2 separate regions of the Homo sapiens genome follow, and region 1 is linked to region 2. Evidence: chromatin loops called from intact Hi-C (ENCODE). Cell type or tissue: Caco-2. All regions are shown on one strand. Links, peaks and the distances in the headings refer to the core of each region. The heading gives the core; the rest is flanking DNA. Region 1 overlaps SYT1 (synaptotagmin 1). Region 2 has its middle 210 kb from the start of SYT1.

Evidence for each region. Peaks named below come from ENCODE experiments on the same cell type or tissue, not always from the same donor. Only the 100,000 strongest peaks of a DNase experiment are listed, where the experiment ranks them.
Region 1: it touches region 2 in a loop (3-fold over the local background); 2 of 110 quality-filtered maps call a loop at or near these places.

Annotation. Positions count from the first base shown.
Region 1 is chr12:79,338,262-79,351,063 of GRCh38, forward strand. All of the region lies in intron 8 of SYT1 (synaptotagmin 1), which reads left to right. Among named protein-coding and RNA genes, the nearest start is that of MIR1252, 75 kb to the right of the region's middle. In Caco-2, for the core only: a CTCF peak has its summit at 6,797 (motif pointing left); a DNase peak (open chromatin) is centred at 6,810.
Region 2 is chr12:78,645,471-78,658,272 of GRCh38, forward strand. No RefSeq gene overlaps it. Among named protein-coding and RNA genes, the nearest start is that of SYT1, 210 kb to the right of the region's middle. RefSeq lists an enhancer at 6,248-6,877. In Caco-2, for the core only: no CTCF peak of the experiment used is centred there; a DNase peak (open chromatin) is centred at 6,411.

The DNA.
Region 1 (12,802 bases), core at 2,662-10,661, 690 kb after region 2:
CTTTTTTCTTTTTCCTTTTTTTTTTTCTTTTTTGAGACAGGATCTCACTCTGTCACCCAGGCTGGAGGGCAGTGGTACAAATCATAGCTCACTGCAGCTTCAAACTCCTGGGCTTAGGCAATCCCCCGACCTCCTACCTCAGCCTCCCAAGTCACTGGGACTACAGGCATACACCACCACTAATTTTCTTTAATTTTTATTTTTAGTCGCTTTGTTGCCCAGGCTGGTCTTGAACTCCTGAGCTCAAGTGATCCTCCCACCCTGACCTCCCAACAAACTGGGATTACAACTGTGAGCCACCACACCTGACCAACTAAAATTTCTCTTTTTTTTTTCTTCAATCCCTCCCTGCCTCCCTCCCTCCCTCCCTTCCTTACTTCCTTTCTTCCTTCCTTCTTCCCTCCCTCCCTCCCTTTTTTTTTATTATACTTTAAGTTCTAGGGTACATGTGCACAATGTGCAGGTTTGTTACATATGTATACATGTGCTGTGTTGGTTTGCCGCACCCATTAACTCGTCATTTACATTAGGTATTTCTCCTAATACTATCCCTCCCCCATCCCCCGACCCCACAACAGGCCCGTGTGTGATGTTCCCCACCCTGTGTCCAAGTGTTCTCATTGTTCAATTCCCACCTATGAGTGAGAACATGCAGTGTTTGTTTTTCTGTCCTTGTGATAGTTTGCTCAGAATAATGGTTTCCAGCTTCATCCATGTCACTACAAACAACATGAATTCATCCTTTTTTATGGCTGCGTAGTATTCCATGGTGTATATGTGCCGCATTTTCTTAATCCAGTCTATCATTGATGGACATTTGGGTTGGTTCCAAGTCTTTGCTATTGTGAATAGTGCTGCAATAAACATACGTGTGCATGTGTCTTTATAGCAGCATGATTTATAATCCTTTGGGTATATACCCAGTAATGGGATGGCTGGGTCAAATGGTATTTCTAGTTCTAGATCCTTGAAGGAATTGCCACACTGTCTTCCACAATGGTTGAACTAATTTACACTCCCACCAACAGTGTAAAAGTGTTCCTATTTCTCCACATCCTCTCCAGCACCTGTTGTTTCCTGACTTTTTAATGATCGCCATTCTAACTGTTGTGAGATAGTATCTCATTGTGGTTTTGATTTGCATTTCTCTGATGACCAGTGATGATGAGCATTTTTTCATGTGTCTGTTGGCTGCATAAATGTCTTCTTTTGAAAAGTATCTGTTCATATCCTTTGCCCACGTTTTGATGGGGTCGTTTGATTTTTCTTGTAAATTTGTTTAAGTTCTTTGTAGATTCTGGAAATTAGCCCTTTGTCAGATGGGTAGATTGCAAAAATTTTCTGCCATTCTGAAGGTTACCTGTTCACTCTGATGGTAGTTTCTTTTGCTGTGCAGAAGCCCTTTAGTTTAATTAGATCCCATTTGTCTATTTTGACTTTTGTTGTCATTGCTTTTGGTGTTTTAGTCATGAAGTCCTTGCCCATGCCTACGTCCTGAATGGTATTGCCTAGGTTTTCTTCTAGGGATTTTATGGTTTTAGGTCTAACATTTAAGTCTTTAATGCATCTTGAATTAATTTTTGTATAAGGTGTAAGGAAGGGATCCAGTTTCAGCTTTCTACATAATGGCTAGCCAGTTTTCCCAGCACCATTTGTTAAATAGGGAATCCTTTCCCCATTTCTTGTTTTTGTCAGTTTTGTCAAAGATCAGATGGTTGTAGATGTGTGGTGTTATTTCTGAGGGCTCTGTTCTGTTCCATTGGTCTATATGTCTGTTTTGGTACCAGTACCATGCTGTTTTGGTTACTGTAGCCTTGTAGTATAGTTTGAAGTCAGGTAGTGTGATGCCTCCAGCTTTGTTCTTTTTGCTTAGGATGTCTTGGCAATGCGGGCTCTTTTTTGGTTCCATATGAACTTTAAAGTAGTTTTTTCCAATTCTGTGAAGAAAGTCATTGGTAGCTTGATGGGGATGGCACTGAATCTATAAATTACCTTGGGCAGTATGGCCATTTTCATGATATTCATTCTTCCTGTCCATGAACATGGAGTGTTCTTCCATTTGCTTGTGTCCTCTTTTATTTCCTTGAGCAGTGGTTTGTAGTTCTCCTTGAAGAGGTCCTTCACATCCCTTGTAAGTTGGATTCCTAGGTATTTTTTTCTCTTTGTGGTAATTGTGAATGGGAGCTCACTCATGATTTGGCTCTCTGTTTGTCTGTTATTGGTGTATAAGAATGCTTGTGATTTTGCATATTGATTTTGTATCCTGAGACTGCTGAAGTTGCTTATCAGCTTAAGGAGATTTTGGGCTGAGACAATGGGGTTTTCTAAATATACAATCATGTCATCTGCAAACAGGGACAATTTGACTTCCTGTTTTCCTAATTGAATACCCTTTATTTCTTTCCCTTGCCTGATTGCCCTCTGGCCAACTACAATTTCATACCATGATGGATGCCATGTTGCCCATTAGGGGGTGAAACAGTGTTTCATATTGTTTTAAAGGACCCATAGAGATCTAAAGCTTTAGCTAAAGGTAATAAATGGTAGAATTTCAAGTACCTCAGCACACTATAGCATAAAGAATCTTTTGACAAGGACACTTTTGGAATTCACTTTTCCCTACTCTCCACTAAAAAGTCACAGTAGTAATTATTTACAAATTCCTCTACTTTCTCTATAGTGGTCCTTCCTAATACATGTTTCTATAATGACACCTACAATTTTATGTTGAATTTTTGTTTATATGCCTGTTCATGCCAGCATTGAAAAAGCTTCTTAGGGCAAAGACATGTTTTAATCATCCTTTGTTTCTAGTTCTTTGTAGCATGACTGGCATATTGAAAACCCAACATAAGGGTTTGACATATAAGACTAAGCTTTACTCATTTTCTACAAACCACAGATTTTTAAGTGGATCACTAATTATACTTCTGAAAACACTGTTTAGAAGTCATTTATTTATTATTAGTATTAATTATTTCAGGCTAGGCTACAATAACAAATAGGCCCAAACACGTAATGGGTTCTGCAAAAGAGAAGTCTTGGCAGGTAGGGCTCTGCTTTATTAAATCTTCAAGGATCCTGTCTCACTGAACCTCTGCCATCTTCAGCATTTCAGCATGTAGCTTCCAAGGTCACTCTGAGGTCACTATCACAGACATAGAAAAGAAAAAAAATCATGGGTAGGAGTTCTGGGGGACTGGGTCTAGGAGTGGTGCACATCACTTCTGTTCACATTCCATTAGCTAGAACCCAATCACAAGACCACATCTAACTACAAGAAAGGCTGGGAAATGTAGTCTAGCTGTGTTCTCAGGAAGAAGAGCGTGGACTTTTGGTAAACTACAGAGACTCTGGCAGTCTCTGCCAGAGTGGAATACTTAATAAATACATTCATTCTTTTTTTTTTTTTTTTTTTTTTTTTTGAGACAGAGTCTCGCTCTGTTGCCTAGGCTGGAGTGCAGTGGCATGATCTCAGCTCACTGCAAGCTCCAACTCCCAGGTTCACACCATTCTCCTGCCTCAGCCTCCCAAGTAGCTGGGACTATAGGCACCCGCCACCATGCCCAGCTAATTTTTTGTATTTTTAGTAGAGACGGAGTTTCACCGTGTTAGCCAGGATGGTCTTGATCTCCTGACCTCGTGATCCACCCGCCTCGTCATTCAGAAAGATGTGAAAGATGAGTGAAAGTTAACTAAGTAAACGGGAGGGTGGCAAGAGGGCAGAATGTCAAGCAAAAGGAACTGTTTATGTGAAGCCTCTGAAAGTGTAGGTGGCGTGGCACAGTTAATGATATAAAGAAGGCTTTCCCCTTGTGGCTGTTGCGCAGAGGGAGAAAGAGGCATTTGATGAGGCAGAGGAATAAGTAGGAAATAGAACTTGAAGATTATTCTAAATGATCATAAGAATTTGGGCCTTTTAACTCAAGAGAGATAGGAGACCTACTTAAGGATTTTAAGATTTGGTTTTTTGATGTTTTGTTTTTTAGAGACAGGGTCTTGCTCTGTTGCCCAGGCTGGAGTGCAGTGCCACAATCATAGCTCACTGAAGACTCAAACTCTCGGGCTCAACTGATCTTCCTGCCTCAGCCTCCTGAGTCACTGGAACCACAGGCATGCACCACCATGCCCGGCTATTTTTTTGTTTTTTGTAGAGATAGAGTCTGGCTTCATTGCCCAGACTGGTCTCAAAATCCTGGTTTCAAGCTATTCGCCCTCCTTGGCCTCCCAAAGTGCGGGGATTATAGGAGTGAGATACGATGCCTGTTATTTAAAAGGTGACTCTGTCAATTGTATTCTAAGAGTAAATTTCAGGAAACCAATTAAGAGGGTATTGGAGTAATCTATATGAGAGATTATTTGATCACATGGTGAAGACTATAAGGATGGAAACAAGTGAACTTATTGAGAGATTTTATGATAAATAAAATCAGAACTCAAAAGAAGTCAATGATCAACGATCAGTGATAATGCCCAGTTTTCTGGCTTAAGCAACCCCTTGGATGCTAATATCATTTGTTGAAATCGAGTGAACCAGATTTAGAAGAAAGATCATAAATTCAGTTTTTGGCATTCGAGTCTAAAACGAGTGTGAGATATTCAATGACTAGTGGACAGTTAGATATAAAAGTCTGGGGCTTAGAGAAAATATCTAAACTAGAGATACAAACTGGAGAATCACTTCCATATTATAACTAAAACCATATACTGGGATAAGATTAGTTTATGAAGAAAAGAAGTTAGTTATAACTACACCCTGCAAAGGGAGACCAAGAGTGAGTGGCCAGGGAGGCAGAGAAACTAAAATCAGGAAATCATTGTATTATAGAATCCAAGGAAAGAAAGGGAGTCAATAAATTCTGCTGAAAGTTCATGGAAATGAGACCTGCAAAATATTAATGGTTCGGTAATATGGATGTCATTTGAAATCTTAGTAGCAACTATTTTAATAAAATGATGGAGAGAGAAATCAATGGAACATGAAAAAATGGGGACAGTGATTGTAACCAATTTCTTCAAGAAATTTGGCTGTGCAAAGGAGCAGAGAGACATGGCACATGTAGAAAAGAGGATAGTTGAAATAGGAATTTTGTTATGATAATAGCGAACACTCACACAGTACATTTTGTGAGCCAGGAACTCTTCTAACTCCTTTTTTACATACTAACTGATGTAATTCTACTGACTCCATCACTATTCTTCCATTTTAGAGATTAGAAAAGTGAGGCACAGAAGAGAAAGTACATTGCCTGAGGCTTAGTAGGTAATAAGAAGCAGACTTGGGAATTGAACCTAAGTAGCCTGACTATAGAGTCCATGTTGTTACAAAGTCACTGAGGAATCTTCTAAGCATATTTTAATGTTGAAAGAAAGATCTCAAATGTTATTTTGTCTTTTGTCAGTAATAAAATATTTGGCACATACTCCCAATATTTCTGTCTTTCTATAAATCATATATATATTGTGCTATACCAATATATGATGTGTTTTATAAAACATATAAATGAAACACAATTTTGAAAATATGGGATAAAAGTAAATATAAATAGAAGGTCTAATATTGTCTTCTCATACTCCAATGGATTATCTTATGAAATCTGCAATGAAGATAACTAAAGAAGAGAGGGAAAGGATAGAGAAAAAGAACTGAGTGCATTTACTGGTTTCGACTACATGTGCAAATTTCCACAAACTCCGTGGCTTAAAACACCCATTTATTAGTTCAGTCCAGTAAAACAGAGAGAAAAACTAGACAGGTAGCTCTAATAAAGTAAAATCATGGAAATATATGATTTCCCAGCCAGAAGAACCTTCAGGACTGTGTTATCCAGACCTGTTTTATAAAGACAAGGAAGGTGGATCCCGATGGTTAAGCAGTTGACCACATTTCACCTCCTTCAAATCCTTCTTATACAGACATTCCCTGAACTTCCTGTTTCAAATTGCTATCCTTATTCCCCACCTACTTTACATGTTTCCACAGCACATACCTCACCAAACATGCCTTTTATTTTACTGTTATTTTGTTGACTTTGCGTGTCTTACTGACCACTGTGCCCAAGTGCCTAGAACAGTGCCTGGCACAGAGGAGGTACCCAATAAATATCAGTTATACCAAAAAATAGTGAATGAATACACATGGTGGTCCAGTGCTCTTTCCACCACTCTATACTGTACTTTACTGTCACTTTTTGTTTGTTTTTGTTATTGAGACAGGGTCTCGCTCTGTCTCCCAGGCTAAACTACAGTGGCACGATCTCTGCCCACTGCAACCTCCACCTCTTGGGCCCAAGTAATCCTCCCACCTCAGCCTCCTGAGTAGCTGGGGCTATAGGCACGCATCACACCACACCTGGCTATTTTTTTGTATTTTTTTGTAGAGACAGGATTTCACCAAGTTGCCCAGGCTGGTCTCAAACTCCTGGGCTCAAGCAGTCTGCCCGCCTCTGCCTTCCAAAGTGCTGGTATTACAGCCATGAGCCACCACACCCGGCCTACTGTCACTTTTAAGAAGCATTTTGATTTTCTATTTTCATCCTTATTTTGATCACATCAGAATATCTGCTTTTCTGTGAATTATTATTTCTAATGGGACCACAAGTGTATCAGTTAATCAAAATATAAATTATGGACATCATGAGGAAATTTTGAATTTCTAAATCATAAAGTGGAAATCCATTTTCAATTAAATTACATGAATTTTACACTTACAGAAGAGTAACTTGGTTTAAGCTGTTCAAGGGGTATAGTACTGTGTACATGCATTCCTGTGCCTAGAACACTCATGCCCTCTTGTGGACAGGGTTCATCCTGACTTCCTGCCGAACCTTCCTTATCTCAGCTCAGGTAACCGCTCCTCCAGGACACCTATATGTCCCCTGCCCTCCTCCTCCTCCCACAGACACCAGCTCTGGTTAAAAGGGGAAAACTAGAAGGCTTGTCTTAAAGCTACATTTGCATGGCCAGCACATTGGTTTTACAAAGAACATGCATTTGGGGTGGCTTGCAGAAATTTATAACGATTATTGAGGGAATAAATCTCTAAAGTCCCCCTCTCCTTAGTTACTAGACCCTGGAAGGTTTCAATCTTCACCTCCTATAGCATTTGTGCCACTTCTGTAGTACAGTCAATGCATTATATTTTTACTCATCTAGGTATCCATAGAGCCTAGACTAGAACCTAGAAGAGTCTGTGGTGGAACTCAGTAATTATTTTTTAATAAGAAATGAACGAATATAAACCAATGAGTTACAGAGTATGCCTAAAGAATAAGCATCCAAAGATACACTCTCTTTCACCTGAACAATTTACTATACATTTGTAGACTAGGCCAGATTCAGTCTTTCTAGCCTGAACACATTACACAGCAACATTTCACACTGTGACCATCTGGTCCATTAGATGTAAATACCGATTTGGCAGATACTTCAGGAGTATGAGAGTAATGCAGGAATAAAATGAAGTTGAAAAATGCTACCACCCAAAAGATATATTTAAAGCCACATATTATCTTATTAAAATTAAAAACCTAACATTGTCCTTCATATAAGTGAAGACTGTTTTAGTATTTTTACTAATGGGGACTATGCAAATGGTCTGAATTTTCATTTGAGAGATAATTGGGTCTCCATTTGTATGTCACCTCTAAACAAGACTCCCAACCTCAGAGAAAAACCATCTACTCATCAAAGAATCTGTTGCCAATTTAACACATAGAAAAATCTTCTTACAATTAACATAAATAGAATGTCCTTTTAAAATGTCACAGCATTAATTCAGGTACTTTTGAAAAACTCACTCAAGAGTACAGTGTTTCCATCAAATGTATGAACTTAGCCCCATTTGCAAAGGTCACTAAAATGAACCCATCTTTTTCCACATAAAACGATGTATGGGGCTACAGAGCCATTAAATAAATATTCATTTTAAATCAAGCTTTTTATTTATCCATTGGAGATGACCTCTGTTCTAATTATCTATAATGCTTTTCAAAAAGGAAAGGTATTTTTGTCGTTGTCTAGTAAATCATTAATTTGTGTCTATTCAATGGCTGCATTTTTTTAAAAATAATGAAATTATCAAGCTGCTCAGAACAAAGCTGCCTTCTGATTGTCAGCTGTATATTCTAAAAGAGCAGGTAAATTTCTCTGAATCTCACAGCTGGAACTTTTCTAACACTAACTGGCAGTTTCCACCTAGTGATCAAGGCAATTGACTAAAATAAATTACACATAAAGCTGAAATTCCTAATAGTAATAAGGCCCCTTCATGAGATAATCACACCAGCAAAAGCACTCATGTGTTGGCTGCAACCCTACAGGGTCTTGAAATTATCTTATAAAAGCTATACCTCCAGAAATGGTTTTGTTTCTAGTTTCATGACAGGGCTAATATGACAGTGTCCATAGCACTAGGTACAAAGGAGGAGCTCCAAACAAAATTCGTTACTTGACTGGATTAAAATGGAGACACTGTTGTTAAAGCACTAACATCAGTGCTATTTACAAAGCAGATGACTGGTGAGGACCTCATTTCAATACAGTCAACTGACAATTATTTCGAAGCTTTTATTATGTGCCTGGAGCTAGGCATAGAAAAGTAGTATATAGTCCCTGCTCTTCTGGAGTTTAAGGTGAGTTGAGCTCACGTGTAAGAAATAAATAGGGAAAAAGTAATCTCGAGGCACCATTCTACCAGCTATAAAGCAATTGCTAGCAGAAATCCAAGTGGGCTAGAATAGTAAGGAGGTTTTTTTGTTTGTTTGTGTGTTTGTTTTTTCTTTTTTTTTTTTTTTTTGAACATGGACTAGGGCTTAATGGTTAGGAGTAATTTGATTAGGCAGAAGGGAATAAAGGATTGCAGATGGATTTTCCAACTAAGCAAAAGTCTGGTAACTGGAAGGAATATAGCTCACAGAGAAATAGTGATTGCTGTAGCAAACTTCCCAATCTTTGTACCATCTTCATGACCAATGCATTTATTAACTGGGCTGTCAGGAGTGTTGATGGCTTATAGCTCATAACTGAGTTCCCCCTTCCTGGCATCACCCTCAGCTGAAAAGATGCTCACCCAAGATGTAGGAGCAGCCCACATCCAATGTTTGGGGGATTCAGGATGATAAAATCTCATCCTTGTTGCCCCATTTCCAAATATCTTTGAAGAACTCTCCCAGCTCCAGAGTTCCCCATAGAATTGACTGAGGTCTTGATGTAACTGTATCACAGCCCAACTTCTCAACCTGTGTAATCCTGATTCCCTCACTCCCAAAGAGGGGTTGATCTAAAGGACACACCCCTATAAACCTCATGTTGAAAATCTGCCTGAGTCTGCTTCCTCAGAGAACTCAACATATGACAAATGAAGATGCTGAAAAGACCAACCTGACTTATTCAGTTGTAAGAAAGCTGCATGTTCTCATTCAGTAGGCATAGACACTATTCCAATGCTGGGAACACAGCAGTAAGAAAAACAAGTCTTTTCTCTTATGGATCTGATATTCTGGTGAGGAAAACCTAAATAGACATAATAGAATGTCAAGTAATGACGGGTGCTAAGACAAAAAAGAAGCAGGGCAAGAGGAGAGGTAATGTTTGTGTTTAGGACTGCATTGGACTACATTAGATAGAGTGGCCACAGAAAAAGTCCCTAAAGAGGTAACATGCAAGCAGAAAGCTGAATAAACTAATGAAACAATTCATACCAGTATCTAGGAGAATATTGCTGACAGAAGGAACAGCAATGCAAAGATCCTCAGATAGAAGTGTGTTTGGCATGTTTTGGAAAGAGGAAGTGAAATCTGGAGAACAGTGGTAGGATACGAAGGGGGCAGATCATATCAGGCCTTTTAGTGTAAGGAACAGATGTTATTCTAAGTAAAAAGGGAAGATCTCAAAGGGCTTTGAGTAGGATTGTCCCATGATCAGATTTCCATTTTAAAAGGATCATGCTGCCTTTTATGTGAGAAGGAAACTAGAAAGGAGCAAGAAGAGATGCAGAGAGGCTATTATGAGGCTATTACAGAGGTCTAGGTCAGAAGTGACAATGACATGGACTTAAGGTTGCCACTGGTCATGGCTTGCCTGGGACTGAGGGGTTTCCCAGGATGCAGGACTTTTAGATCTTAAACCAGGAGGATCTTAAACAAATCAGGATGTTTGGTCACCCTACTTGGACTAGAGTAATAACCCTATGAATGAAGGCATGTGGTCAGGTTCAAAATATATTCTAAGGGTTGAAGAAGCAGTGAAACAAGAGCAAATGGTTTAGACATTTAGGACAGAGGCAAAATGTAAAACTTCTTGAAAGTCAGGAAGAGGGGTTCAGACCTTTCAAACATTCACTTGGCATTAGTATGTAGTATGCATTGAATTTTGAAGAGACTATAACTAAAGAGGTCTTTAATCAGACTACTTCAGAAAATATGACAGAAATGTCACTAGGGCTTAACCACAATGGAACTGATGGTAAAAATGGAGGTGGAGGTGATTGAAATGGTGGTGTTGGTAGTAGCAGAGGTCATAGTGTAGGATGGTGAAGGTGGTAGTGATAGTGACAAGTATCATATAGAGATGGTGCTCATATTGACATGGATGTGGAAGTGGAAGGAAAGAAAGAAAGACAGATGAAAAAAGACAAAGAAAGAAAGAAAGGAAGAAAGGAAAAAAGAAAGAAAGGAAAGAAAAAGAAAGAAAAAAAGAAAAGAAAGAAAAAGAAAGAGGAAGAAAGAAAGAGAGAAGGAAAGAAAGAAAGAAAGAAAGAAAGAAAGAAAGAAAAAGAAAGAAAGAAAGAAAGAAAGGAGGGAGGGAGGGAGGGAGGGAAGGAAGGGAGGAAGGAAGGACGGACAAACAGGAGGAAGGGAGGAAGGTAGGAAGGAAGAGGAAGGAAGGAAGAAAAGGGGAAGGAAGGAAAGAAGGGACGGAGGGAAGGAAGGAAGGGGAAGGAAGGAACGATGGAAGGAAGGATCTAACTTGAGAGACATTTACAAAATGAGAAATATCAGGACTTGTGGGTTAAATGAATAAAGGAAAACAAAGAGAAAGGAAATGGAGATGAGTTAGTGACCCTGACAGAAAGATGTTGGAAAGAATAGTTGAGGGGAGGGATTGGTATTGAACATTAATTTAGTTACAGATATAAAGTAAGAGTGGAATAACCAAGTGGATGGCCAGCTGGGATATTAGTTTCTATCATTCCAGACAGCAGTGTACTAGTAAAGAAAACTCATGATTTTGAGTTAAAAGAGTTTGCCCCAGTTCCTCTCTGAGACAGCTATGTAACCTACACCCTCTCAGTCTCAAAGTCTTTATATATAAAATGGACATAACAGTACCTCGTTCACAGGGCTATTCTAGAAAAAAGTAGACAAAATTGTCAAGGAGCAGCAAGGATATGACTTGGGTATCTTCTTTTTTCTTTGCAAATTTTCCAAGAACCCTTTTAGTCCCCATCACCATAATCCCACCAAAGAAAAACATTCTTTTTAATTTAGAAAATCTTGGTTTCTAGAACTTTAGAGTGATAAATAAAATATTTATATTAAATGTTTATAAATTACTATGCAGCCATCTTTCTTCCAAACTGGCATGCCAAAACTATGAAATTAGAGTTTGATGTAAAACTGTTCATATAAAACTATTGGGTTCTTCTAATTCTTCTATGTTGATGGACAAGAGATATAGTAAAAGCTTCACATGCTAGAACAAGACTCTAGGGACAGAAGTGCTTTTCTTCTCATCACAGAAGTTCAGTGAAAGACTTCACTGAGGAAATGAAAATATTGGTTTCCAAAAATTCGTACTGGCATGAGTCTTTAAATCTGATTCAGGGTAACAACACTGGCTTACTATATAAGCCACAAACACAAGCCTTGTTTTGACTGGGGCAGAATAGAACACACCTTGTGGGGATGACACAGAAGTCCAGATCGTCCTGCCGTGAGGGTCCTTCTTGCGGGCAGTATCAGGGCCTCCCCAGGATGCATATTCTTTTTTTTTTTTTTTTTTTTTTTTGAGACGGAGTCTCGCTCTGTCGCCCAGGCTGGAGTGCAGTGGCGCGATCTCGGCTCACTGCAAGCTCCGCCTCCCGGGTTCACACCATTCTCCTGCCTCAGCCTCCAGAGTAGCTGGGACTACAGGCGCCCGCCACCATGCCCGGCTAATTTTTTCTATTTTTAGTAGAGACGGGGTTTTACCGTGTTAGCCAGGATGGTCTCGATGTCCTGACCTCGTGATCCGCCCGCCTCGGACTCCCAAAGAGCTGGGATTACAGGCGTGAGCCACCGCGCCCGGCCCTCAGGATGCATATTCTTGCTCTTGTTTCACATAAACTTCAAGTCCCTCATCCTCCCCAACATGTGAGAAACACATGACAATCATATTTGCAAATATCCTAGATCAATTAATCTTGGATCAAACCACCAGGTAGTAAAAGAAAGCTGCCCTAATTTTCAAACTTTTGGTAGACAATTATTAAAGCTAATTCTTAGGGCATTAGGGAAAGCATATACTTAAACCTCCAAAAATTTCACTAACAAGAAAATGGTTAGTATAAATTGGATATTTTCCTTGCCTTTTTCTGGAAATGAGTTTTTCTCTATCTTGTTGATGCCCATAAAGGACACAAATTTCAGGAAAATCAAGGACTAGCTTTCAAATATCTTGGAGATCCAGAAGTAATAAAATGCTAAAACTTTTTGAAAAGTAACTTCAGTTAATTAATATAAACTACACATTCAATTTGGCATATCAATTACAATAATTTTATGAGCAAATGAAATTTTACATGTTAAAGTTCTTAAACTAA
Region 2 (12,802 bases), core at 3,270-11,269:
GTGATTTCTTTCTAGGTATTTTTCAATTTGTGTTATAGAAAACAAAAGTCTTATGAGATGTTTTGAAAAACAGGTCATTGTTACCAAATTTTGGGAAATGCTGCATAAGGTTACTTCTTTTACTTTGAAAAAAATCACAAAATATATTAATATCTTAAGAGCTCAGAGAAGACCTGACAGAAAAATGGTAATTTTTCTTTTCTTTAAACCATTGTCCTCAGATTTTAATAATACATTTTGAGCCATACTTTGGTGTAATACTTATTAGAGAAACTCCTTTAAAAATACTTCACCGTTAGCATTTATTTGCCTAAGTTGAAATTCTTCTTCCATGCATGTTACTTCCACTAGAGTGTTGTAGTGGATATTTATTGTTTTGGTTACCCAGTATTAGTATGTTCTTCTTGTTTTGGAATAACTCTTAGGTAGTTGAAAAATAGGAATTTGCTTACCACCATGAAAGCAGAAGTAGCTATTCTACCTTTTGACATCTGATGCCTAACTGCCTATTTTTATCTAGGAATTTGACACTTGGCAGAAAATGCAAGGATATTTATTCCTACTTATAGCAAGAGAAGTGGCTGTCAGTTTCCAGTTCTATTGGGATCATTGTTTTCCTGTGTCATTCAGCTTTTATTGCACAACACCCAATCGCAAAAATCTCAGTGGCATACAACAAAAGTATTTACTTCTCACTCATGTGTTGCTTATTAACTGGAGTTCGGCTGATTTAGACTAGCCATTGCTAGGCTTGGCTCCAGGCCATACTTAGAGTTTAGATCTTGTCCATATGGCTCACATTTTTCTGGGGATCCAACAGCATACCTGGGGCATGCACATTCCAGACACATTTAAGTCTTTGCTGTTTCATGGCCACTGAGATCCCATGGTTCACAGCAAGTCATATGGCCAAACACAAAGTTAAAACACTAGGAAATATCTTTTTTTTCTACTATGAGACCATGATAAGGCTGTGAATGTATACATTATCTATTACAAGAGAACAGAGAATTGAGAGTATAATCTGCCATATGTTCTAAGCACACATTTTTGTTGCTGAATCTTGGTTGAGCTTCAAATCCCTTTTTTTTGCTGCTGGAGAGTATTTCTCAAGTCTTCCTGTTGATTTGAAGAGCTGCTTGATACCCTCTAGCAAACAGTTACCTTTCAGGTCATATGAAATCATATGAGCACCTGGGAGAGGGTTTTGGGGCACAAAGATGAGGTCCTCAAATGACATCAGGAGGCAGTAGCCTAACTTATACCTGAGTATAACCAAATTCTGATTAATAAATCTCTGTGATACTCTCATCAAATATTTTATTGTGGGAAACTGATCATTGTGCAGGATAGGATATTTTTAGGAATGTAGTTTTAAAATAACGAATATAATCTTTGTTAGGACACGAGAATTTTTTTCATTTTGAATCACTACCTAGTAATATATTTTAACCAAGTTTTCACCATAATATTCACTTTTACAAATATAAAAGCTATAATCAAAGGTATATGTATTAGTCCATTCTCATGCTTCCATGAAGAAAATACCAGACTGGGTAATTTATAAAGGAAAGAGTTATAATTAAATCAAAGTTCCATAGGGCTGGGGAGGCCTCAGAAAACTTAACAATCATAGCAGAAGGGAAAGCAAACATGTCCTTCACATAGTGACAGGAAGGAGAAGAATGAGAGAAGGGCAAAGCAAAATGGGGAAAAGCCCCTCACAAAACCATCAGATCTCATGAAAACTCACTCCCTATCATGAGAACAGCACAGGGGAATGGCCCCCATGATTCAATCACCTCCCATGAGGTCCCTCCCCCAATACATGGATGTTACAATTCAGATTACAATTCAAGATAAGATTTGGTGAGGATACAGCCAAATCATATTATTCTGCCCCAACATGTGGGGATTACAACTGAGATAACAATTCAAGATGAGATTTGGGTGGGGACACAGCCAAACCATATCATTATACCTGATTTTTAGTTGCTATTATTTTCCTATTAGAAACCAAATTTGGGGAGGCATCTCCAAATACTAACATTGGTAAGTAAGATATAATTGAGTAGCAAACAGCGGTGGTTTTTTATTTCTACACAAAGGTAATACTCCTCTTCATTGCTAAGTATGTAACTGATATTTTACAAGTTTAACATTTAAAAGAATACTTCTCCACCTGAGAGTTGACAATATGTATTAGAAACAGTAGAATGCTAGTTAACAATGAAATATGGAAACGAAGGCCTGGAAGGAAGGTTTCTAATATTATGTGGGGAAAACAAACAAACCTGATGATCAATCAGTGTGAATTATTATCAGTGTTCTTCATTATGGTTAGAAAGTTGAGCATTACAGTTAATTCACCTGCACATCTGTGACTGCTAGAGGGAATTGAAAGCACCACTGTCTATCCAAAAAGAAAATAGCCTTTAGAAATACTTTGTAATGCCAGATAATAAGGTGATATGATTACAAGCTAATAGACTCCATTACAGTACACAACACCACTTTGGGTTCAGCCTGATATTCCTCTTCTCACACTCCAGATGCTACTCTACTACCGAATTATCTCTCTCTTTGTATTGTTAGTGTGCAGATTGACTGTATTGTGTGTGTTTAATTTTGTTCTAAAAATTTTTTGTGAATTATGGTTTAAGTTATTACTGGGTATCTGAAAAGTAAGTATAAAATCAATGCTTTGTAAGCTCTGGGAAAAATATTGACTAACTTCTAAGGAGATTCATTGTTGTGGGAAGTCAGGGACCCCGAACGGAGGGACCGGCTGAAGCCATGGCAGAAGAACGTGGATTGTGAAGATTTCATGGACATTTATTAGTTCCCCAAATTAATACTTTTATAATTTGTTACACCTGTCTTTACTGCAATCTTTTAACATAAATTGTGAAGATTTCATGGACACTTATCACTTCCCCAATCAATACCCTTGTAAGTTCCTATGCCTGTCTTTACTTTAGTCTCTTAATCCCATCATCTTCGTAAGCTGAGGAGGATGTATGTCGCCTCAGGACCCTGTGATGATTGCGTTAACTGCACAAATTGTTTGTAGAGCATGTGTGTTTGAACAATATGAAATCTGGGCACCTTGAAAAAAGAATAGGATAACAGCAATGTTCAGGGAACAAGAGAGATAACCTTAAACTCTGACCACCAGTGAGCCAGGCGGAACAGAGCCATATTTCTCTTCTTTCAAAGGCAAATAGGAGAAATATTGCTGAATTCTTTTTCTCAGCAAGGAACATCCCTGAGAAACAGAATGCGTCCCTTAGGGTAGGCCTCTAAAATGGCCACTTTGGTGGGCAGCCATCATTTATGGTCGAGCTGTAGGGATGAAATAAGCCCCAGGCTCCCATAGTGCTCCCAGGCTTATTAGGACGAGGAAATTCCCACCTAATAAATTTTGGTCAGACCAGTTGTCTGCTCTCAAACCCTGTCTCCTGATAAGATGTTATCAATGACAATGTGTGCCCAAAACTTCATTAGCAATTTTAATTTCACCCCAGTCCTGTGGTCCTGTGATCTCACCCTGCCTCCATTTGCCTTGTGATATTCTATTACCTTGTGAAGCACATGATCTCTGTGACCCACACCCTATTCATATACTCCCTCCCCTTTTGAAAATCACTAATAAAAACTTTCTGGTTTTATGGCTCAGGGGGCATCACGGAAACTGCTGACATGTGAGGTCTCCCCCGGACACCCAGCTTTAAAATTTCTCTCTTTTGTACTCTGTCCGTTTATTTCTCAGGCCAGCTGACATTTAGGGAAAATATTATTTATTTATTTATTTATTTATTTATTTTTAATTATACTTTAAGTTTTAGGGTACATGTGCACATTGTGCAGGTTAGTTACATATGTATACATGTGCCATGCTGGTGCGCTGCACCCACTAACTCATCATCTAGCATTAGGTATATCTCCCAATGCTATCCCTCCCCCCTCCCCCCACCCCACCACAGTCCCCAGAGTGTGATATTCCCCTTCCTGTGTCCATGTGATCTCATTGTTCAATTCCCACCTCTGAGTGAGAATATGCGGTGTTTGGTTTTTTGTTCTTGCGATAGTTTACTGAGAATGATGATTTCCAATTTCATCCATGTCCCTACAAAGGACATGAACTCATCATTTTTTATGGCTGCATAGTATTCCATGGTGTATATGTGCCACATTTTCTTAATCCAGTCTATCATTATTGGACATTTGGGTTGGTTCCAAGTCTTTGCTATTGTGAATAATGCCGCAATAAACATACATGTGCATGTGTCTTTATAGCAGCACGATTTATAGTCATTCGGGTATATACCCAGTAATGGGATGGCTGGGTCAAATGGTATTTCTAGTTCTAGATCCCTGAGGAATCGCCACACTGACTTCCACAATGGTTGAACTAGTTTACAGTCCCACCAACAGTGTAAAAATGTTCCTATTTCTCCACATCCTCTCCAGCACCTGTTGTTAAAAGAACCTACATGAAATATTGGGGGTGCTTTTCAAAATACTTTGTAATGCCAGATAATAAGGTAATATGATTACCAGCTAACAGACTCCATTATAGTACACAGCACTGCTTTGGGTTCAGCCTGATATTCCTCTTCTCACACTCTAGATGCTACTCTACTACTGATTTGTCTCTCTCTTTGTATTGTTAGTGTGCAGATTGACTGTATTTTGTGTGTTTAATTTTGTCCTGAAAAATTTTGTGAATTACGTTTAAGTTATTATTGGGTATCTGAAAAGTACGTATAAAATCAATGCTTTGTGAGCTCTGGAAAAAATATTGACTAACTCATAAGGAGATTCATCATTGACAGAGGTAGTCAGTGGCCTACACTCATGTCACCATCACCACAAAATAGCACTGCTTCTCCAAACTGCATTTTTTTTCTGAAAGAGTAATTCCTTGTGGCAAGTGATATGCTCCATGAAAGCTGTATCAGTTAAGGTTTGAGCTTAACTGCATGTAACAAAACATCTAAACACATCAATCTTCTAAGATACCTCCAAAGTTTTGACAAAAGTAAATTCAGAATAATTTTGGTCTTGGAGATGGAGATGAACATCTCCAGAAACAGACTAGAAACCCAAGACAGAGAATAAAAGCAGCAAAATCCAGTGGGTGCCTGGGCTGTGGATCCAGAAGTAGGAGGTGCCAGCCAGGAACTTGGATTCTGTGTAGAACTACACCATTCTAAAAGTAAACTCATAATCTAGCACCCTGAATCCAGGGTCTACTTCTAGGCCTGGGACTTAAATAGCTTGCTCTCTTTAATATGTGTAAAAGATGACTTAAACAAATAGTAAATCTTTCATGTATACAAAGACAAACATAACCAGCCATTAGAATATAATCTGACCATGCTTGGTGGCTCACGCCTGTAATCCCAGAACTTTGGAAGGCTGAGGCATGTGGATTGCTTGAGTGCAGGATTTCAAAACCAGCTGGGGCAATATGGCCAAACCTTTTCTCTACCAAAACAAAAAACAAACAAACAAACAAAAAAGAAAATTAGCTGTGCATGGTGGTGTGTGCTTGTGATCCCAGCTACTCAGAAGGCTGAAGTAGGAGGATCCCTTGAGCCCAGGAGGCGGAGGTTGCAGAGAATGGAGATTGCACCACTGCCCTCCAGCCTGAGCGACAGAGGGAGACCCTCTCTCTCTCTCTCTCTCTCTCTCTCTCTCTGTCTCTCTCTCTGTATATATATGTGTGTGTGTGTGTGTGTGTGTGTGTGTGTATGTGTGTGTGTGTATAATCTCATTGAATGGTAGACCACCAGGTGGCTGTGAGAGTAGAAGTATTTGAATTGTCAAACAGTAATTACATCATACAGAGTTAAATAAGGAAGGAAGATTTTATTCAAGATAATTGCAAGAGTGGAGAGAGTTCAATCTCTTTTCCTTATTTCCACTGAAACAAAAAGTGGGAAATGATGGAGTTTTAGTTGGGTTGTTTACTTTTTTAGGTGGTTCCTTATGTAGCAAAGGTTAACAAAAGATAGGCTATATAAAATATTTTTATAGTTAGAAAATGAAAATTTTTTAAAACTATATTCACACATCTGAATCACATCTCTTTCCCTCCCACACCATCCCTCCCAGTCCAATGCTAACATACTTATAGGTAACCATTTTTATTAATTTCTTGCTTATTCATCCAGTGTTTTAAAAGCTCTTTCATATAAATATATATGAAATAGATATATAAAATATATATGATATATATGAAATAGATATATATGATATATATGAAATATGATATATATTTGATATATATCATATTTCATATATATATATGGTGGGAGAGCTTTTAAGCACTGTAGTGAGCCAGTGGAAATGTACTGGAGGAGTTGGTTTGAGGATGAGGTGGAGCTTGGTCAATGTGATGAGGCCATCTGTCTCTGCTAATTGGTGCTTATCTAAGTTAGCCTCCTACCTTCCCACAAAGACTGGGAAACAAGGACCTTATCTTTCTTGACAATTACATTTCAAAGGAATGGTTTCCAGGTTATTGAAAAAGACATTCCTGGGTTGTAAAACTGGCCAGAGACTGGGAGATTTGCATCTTAAAGGAGGAATGCTCTAAGTAAGAGTGGTTAGGGGCCTACAGTTAGGAAGAAACCTAAAGTTTAATCAAGCTGAGGGAAACTTTAAGATCCTCTAAGTGGATTCTACTGGTGTTAGAATTTCTGGCCATGGTGATTATAAAAAGCAGATCAAATTTAAAGCAGTTTTTAAAATTTTTCTTTCAAAGACAATTTAACAGTCAATACACACCCTTATCGCCCGCACCCCAGGGCAGGCTACTCTCACTGCCCTCCAGATGCTATGCTACTGAAGGTGAGATTAATTTTATACACTTGTCAATAAGAATTTTAAATCTATTTAATATTCTCACAGATACATATGAAGTCATGGCACATTCACTAAAATGAACAAGAAATTACAAAACAAAGTAGGTAGAAGTGAAACAAGAATAGGTCTACAGGCTGGGTGCGGTGGCTCATGTCTAAAATCCCAGCACTTTGGGAGGCTGAAGCAGGCAGATCAATCACCTAGGTCAAGAGTTCGAAACCAGCCTGGCCAACATAGTGAAACCCCGTTTCTACTAAAAATACAACAACAACAAAAATTAGCTGGGCGTGGTGGCGAATGCCTGTAATTCGAGCTACTTGGGAGGCTTAGGCAGGAGAATCGCTTGAACCTGGAAGGCAGAGGTTGCAGTGAGCCAAGATCAGGCCACTTCACTCCAGCCTGGGTGACAGAGTGAGACTCCATCTCAAAAAAAAAAAGAAAAAGAAAAAGAAAAAGAAAAAAAGAAATAAGTGTATAGTATACGAAAAGAAGCAGTTAGATGTATTGCAAATGAAAATGATGGCCGGGCGCGATGGCTCACGCCTGTAATCCCAACACTTTGGGAGGCCGAGGCGGGCGGATGACGAGGTCAGGAGATTGAGACCATCCTGGCTAACATGGTGAAACCCCGTCTCTACTAAAAATACAAAAAAATTAGCCGGGTGTGGCGGCGTGTGCCTGTAATACCAGCTACTCGGGAGGCTGAGGCAGGAGAATGGTGTGAACCAGGGAGGCATAGCTTGCAGTGAGCCAAGATCGCGCCACTGCACTCCAGCCTGGGCGACAGAGCGAGACTCCGTCTCAAATAAAAAGAAAAAGAAAAAAAGCAAATGAAAATGACATTTCCTGGAATAAGTATTCCATCAGGCTCAATTCTAGAGAATTAGTGAATTGAAGAGTAGTACTATTATTGAGACTCAGAAAACAATACCCCAAAATGAAGGCATCAGAAGAAGCCTCAGAAGGAAAAGCTTTTCTTTAACCTTCTCCTGCCCTCCTGTCTCTCAGTCCCATTCTCTCCCAAGATTAGCCATAGAAACTAGAATCCCTCTTCCCCAAGGTGGGCCATAGAAACCAGACTCCCTTGTCCCCAAAGCCAGCCATAAAACCTAAAAAATATGACTCTAACTTTCCCTCCACCTTTCTGTGTAAAAACTGGCCCTGAAGAAATTATCTGACCTACATTGTTTGACTGTGGGTCATAAGATCCCATTCCAGAGAGGGTCTTTTCCCATACCCAGAAGAAGGAGTACTGCACAGAGAGGACAAGAAGAATCGAAATAGGCTATGCAAGGTTTCTTCACTCAGTCTATTAGTATTAGTTCATACCATTTTTTTGTCCAGTTATATTTCTACACAGCTGTCCATACTTCATTGAATCTAATGGACAGTTTCCCCTGAAGTTCTGTCTTCATTCTGAAAGCTCCCATGTACATGTTAATAAAACGTGTATGCCTTTTCTCAGATTAATCTGTCTTTTGTGGGTTAATTTTTCAGTGAAACTTCGAAGGGCAAAAGAGAGGTTTCCTCTTGGCTTCCACACTGTGATAAAACTAGATACTCAGCCCAAAGTGATAGAATAGTTAAGTTATTTGAAAGGTTGCTTGTGATACTCCAACAAATACCTAACGGGAATTCTTGATTATAAGAATGGAGAAAATAGTAGAAAAGTAGTCGTTAAATGGCAAATAAGCAACATTTTTTTCCAAATTAATGACACACATTCTCAGATTAAAAGTTTACTGTAAGTTTTTGCAGGATCAATAAAATTAAATTTACATCTAAACATGTTGTATTGAAACCTAAGAACATCAAATACACAAACAAAAATGCTTAGAAAGTTACCAGAGTGAATTCAAAGTACCACCTTCAACAAAAAAACAATTACAATTAACACACACCTCATTAAAAACAAAAAGAAATATCTGAAAGTGGTGAGGGATAATAGTTGTGAAACTAAGATATTGTAACTTGTTGAGTTATAAGTTATGTGCACAGGTAAAATAGATATATTTTTAGTCACAGCATGTCTAAGAGAGTTAACTCAAAAAAAGTGAAACCAGGAAATAGGAAACAATGTTGAGTACATAAACTGATAAAATATTTTTAAAGTTAAATATAAATTAGTGATATTTTAATTTTTAAGTATACCTAAGATTCAGAATACAACTGCAAAAATATTTCTGTTCTTGTACGTTGTAAGAATATAAAATGATTTAAAATATATCATCAAATTTTAAAATTAAGCAGTCGTATTTCAAGAGGTAACCAAAAATTAAAAATACAATCTATAGCTCCCAGAGCAGCATGGGAAAATCAGGACAAAGGGAGATGAGGGGATGACAAAATTATATCAAGCTACAAGAAGGCAAGAAAAGTCCATATATTATTAATTAATCACAAGATAGGTGAGCAATAAATTTACTTATTAAAAGAGTTTATACAGATTATTAGATTAGCAATCCAGTTGCATTTTACTTATGTTCAAAAAAATCCAGGATTATTTATATTGAAACTACAGGAAAGTTCAGTATGATTGCTAGGTCAAAATAAACAGTTAATATTTTTTCTGTATACCAGTAAAGATCTAACTAGGAAATATAGTTTTAGAATACTGTTCATAGAATTTTACATTTCTTAAAAGTAAATCTAGCAAAATATGCGAGATCACATGAAAAAGTTATGAAATATTGAGAAGCATAAGACAGCATTCCAATAAATGGAAATTACAATGTTCTTATGAACAGAAAGACTCAATATCTTGAAGATGTTAATCTGTAAATCCAATTAATCTATAAATCCAATGCAATTCAAATAAAAAAAAACAGGAATTTTCATGAATAGAACAAGCTGACCCAAGAAAGCATTGCCATGTACGAAAGACCAAGAACAGCTAAAGTAATTTTGAAAAACAACCAAATATAATAACTTTTTTCCTGAAAAGCATCAAAATATGCTATTAAAATTTCATTGTAATTAAAACAATTTTACTTAGACCAATATACTGAAGGAACAGAAAAGTGAGACTGGAAATAAACCCTCATATGAATGGAAAGTGAAGTATGAATGAGATAGCATTACCAATCAGTGTGGAAGCAGTGGTTAACTCAAAACAATATTGCCAAGGTAATTGGCTAAACAGTAATGTACCAAATAGAAAAAAGCATTAAAATAGATAGATTCTAATCTTGTTGTAAACCTGTGTGAAGACACACATGCATAAGCATGTACAAAATTTATAACTGATTAAAAGCTTAGAAAAACATTGAATATTTTAGGAAAAAGGATAACATGTTTATTATTTTAAGAGAAAATTCTTCAATAGCAAGCATCATTTTTAAGACTTCATACCACCAAAATAAATGTGAATTAAGAGTTAGGAGAAGCTAAAAATGTCAAGAAGATTTTTAACCAACAAAGGAAGAGCATCCAGAATAAATTTAGAACACTCTCCAATTATAAACATATAGACATGGCCCCAAATAAGAACATTTGGAAAATGGACAACAGTAAAGCAAATTGGCAATCCATGTAAGCAAAACATAATTGACCAAGAAATACCTAAAAAGAAGCTAAGCACAAAAGAAAAACTATTTATTTCACCCATCAAAGTGGCAATATACAAAATGCTAACAAAAATAAGTGCTGGTGAAAAAATGGAGAAATGCCTTCATTGCTGATGCATGTGCTCATTGATAATTTCAAAGCACAAATAGACAAATTGGTAAATCGAAAAAAAAGTTATCTTCCTACCTAGCAATTCCATTTAGAGTTGTGCTCCTGAGAAATTCTACAACTCACACACGTACAGACATATTGCAATGCTTATTACAGTATTTTTTACAAGAAAAATTAGAAACAAGCTGGGCATGGTGGCTCTTGCCTATAATACTAGCACTTTGGGAGGCTGAGACAGGAGGATAGCTTGAGCTCAGGAGGTTAAGACCAGCATGGGGAAGATAGTGAGACCCCATCTCTACAAAAAATAGAAGTAAAAAAATTAGCCAGGTGTATGTGTGCTTGTAGTCCCAGCTACTCAGGAAACTGAGGTAGAAGGATCACTTGAGCCTGGGAGGTCAAGGCTGCAGTGAGCAGTGATCATGTCCCTGCACTTCAGCCTGAGTGACAAAGCAAGATCCCAACCCAAGAAAAAAAAACTGGAAACACCCAAAATATCCATTATCAGAAGATTAAATAAGTCAATTTTTATATGTTTACATATAAAAATACCAAACAGCATTTAATGTGAGTGAATTACAGTTAAATTAGAGTTAAATATGTCAACATGAATAGATCTCAAAAGCATAATATAGAGTAAAAGAAATTAATCACAAAATCATAAGTGTAATATAGTTCTTAAAAAATAGAAATTGAAAACATGCCAATTTTATATCTTGCTTATGAATTCTTTCATATGTAAAATAGTATAAAATACTGAAAAATATTTTTAAAATTCCATTTGGGAAGGAATAAGTCATGCAAGGAGAATTATACAAAAGGCTTGAAGAAGATTCGTCATTGTTATGGGTTGCCTTTTGTTCCTCCTAAATTCATATGTTGAAGTCCTAAGCCCCAGTACCTCAAAATGTGATTAAATGAAACTGGTTAAATTAAGATGAGGTCATAACAAATAGGGTGATCTCTTAATCCGATATATGTAGTGTCCTCATAAAAAGGAAAATTTTGGACATGGACACACACACACAAACACACACATACGAAGAATGCCATGTGAAGATTGGCATTTCACTTCAGCAAGGCAACAAACTCCTGGCAGCTAGGAGACATACCTAGAGCAAATACTTTCCTAGCACCTTCAAACAAGGATGGTTCTGCCGACATCTTAATTTCAAACTTCTGGTTTCTAGAATCGTAAGATGACAAATTTCTGTTGTTCAAGTCACTCAGTCTATGGTACCTTTTCAGGAAGCCCTAGTAAATTAATACAGTAATGTTTTAAAATGTATTTAAAATTATCTATGGCAATTATTGTAAACATTTTTAAATTGATAAACTGTAGACTTACTCTCTATAGTTTTCTCTGAACTTGAAGTTTTCATGATTTTGAAAAGTAAAAGGAAAGTGAATTCCAATCTAAAGGAATAATTAATAAAATGGAAAAGTTGAACAAAGATGTTAATCTGAGGAAGCTAGAATATGAGTATTAAAAAGTCAGCTTTATGACAGGCAGGAGAAAAGTTGTAAAAATGTGTACACACAGGATTAGTAAACAGAAACACAATACAATCAAAATCATTATTTAATTTTAGGAAGCAACTGAAAATTCAATTAATAGGAAAGATTTATAAGCAGAAAACATATAAAAATGGATTATGTCAAGGTATAAAAAGTTTTTTAAGGAATAATGATACGATTAGCAAAATTGTATTCTAATATACTTAAATATCTTGAGAAAGAGGATTTTTTTAACTGTATAATATCGGATATATAATTTTTTTAAACTATAAAACATCTGATGTACATCCAGGAGAAAAATCTTAAAAGTCCTATTCTATAAATGTGTAAAATTTGTATCATATTATTCATGAAAGGAAAATATGAAATTTTTATAAAATAATAAAAGGCATACATTACCTAAATACAAATTGAAATAATGAAATATATTGTCACCTATAATCCTTTGCTTCAATGAAACCTATGGAGGCATGGAAATCTTAGGTAGTGTAGTTGGTTGGATCCCTACCAGGAAATGGGAGATGATAAAGGATTTTGATATTACGAAAGTAGAAACATTACTCTGAAAAAGTCCTCAGTACATTGTTTTGTAAATACATATATATATATACACACATACACATTTATACAAACACACACACATACATATATACAGATATGTATATATTTGTGTGTACATATACACACATGTATATGTGTGTACATATGTGTGCATATATACATATGTGCA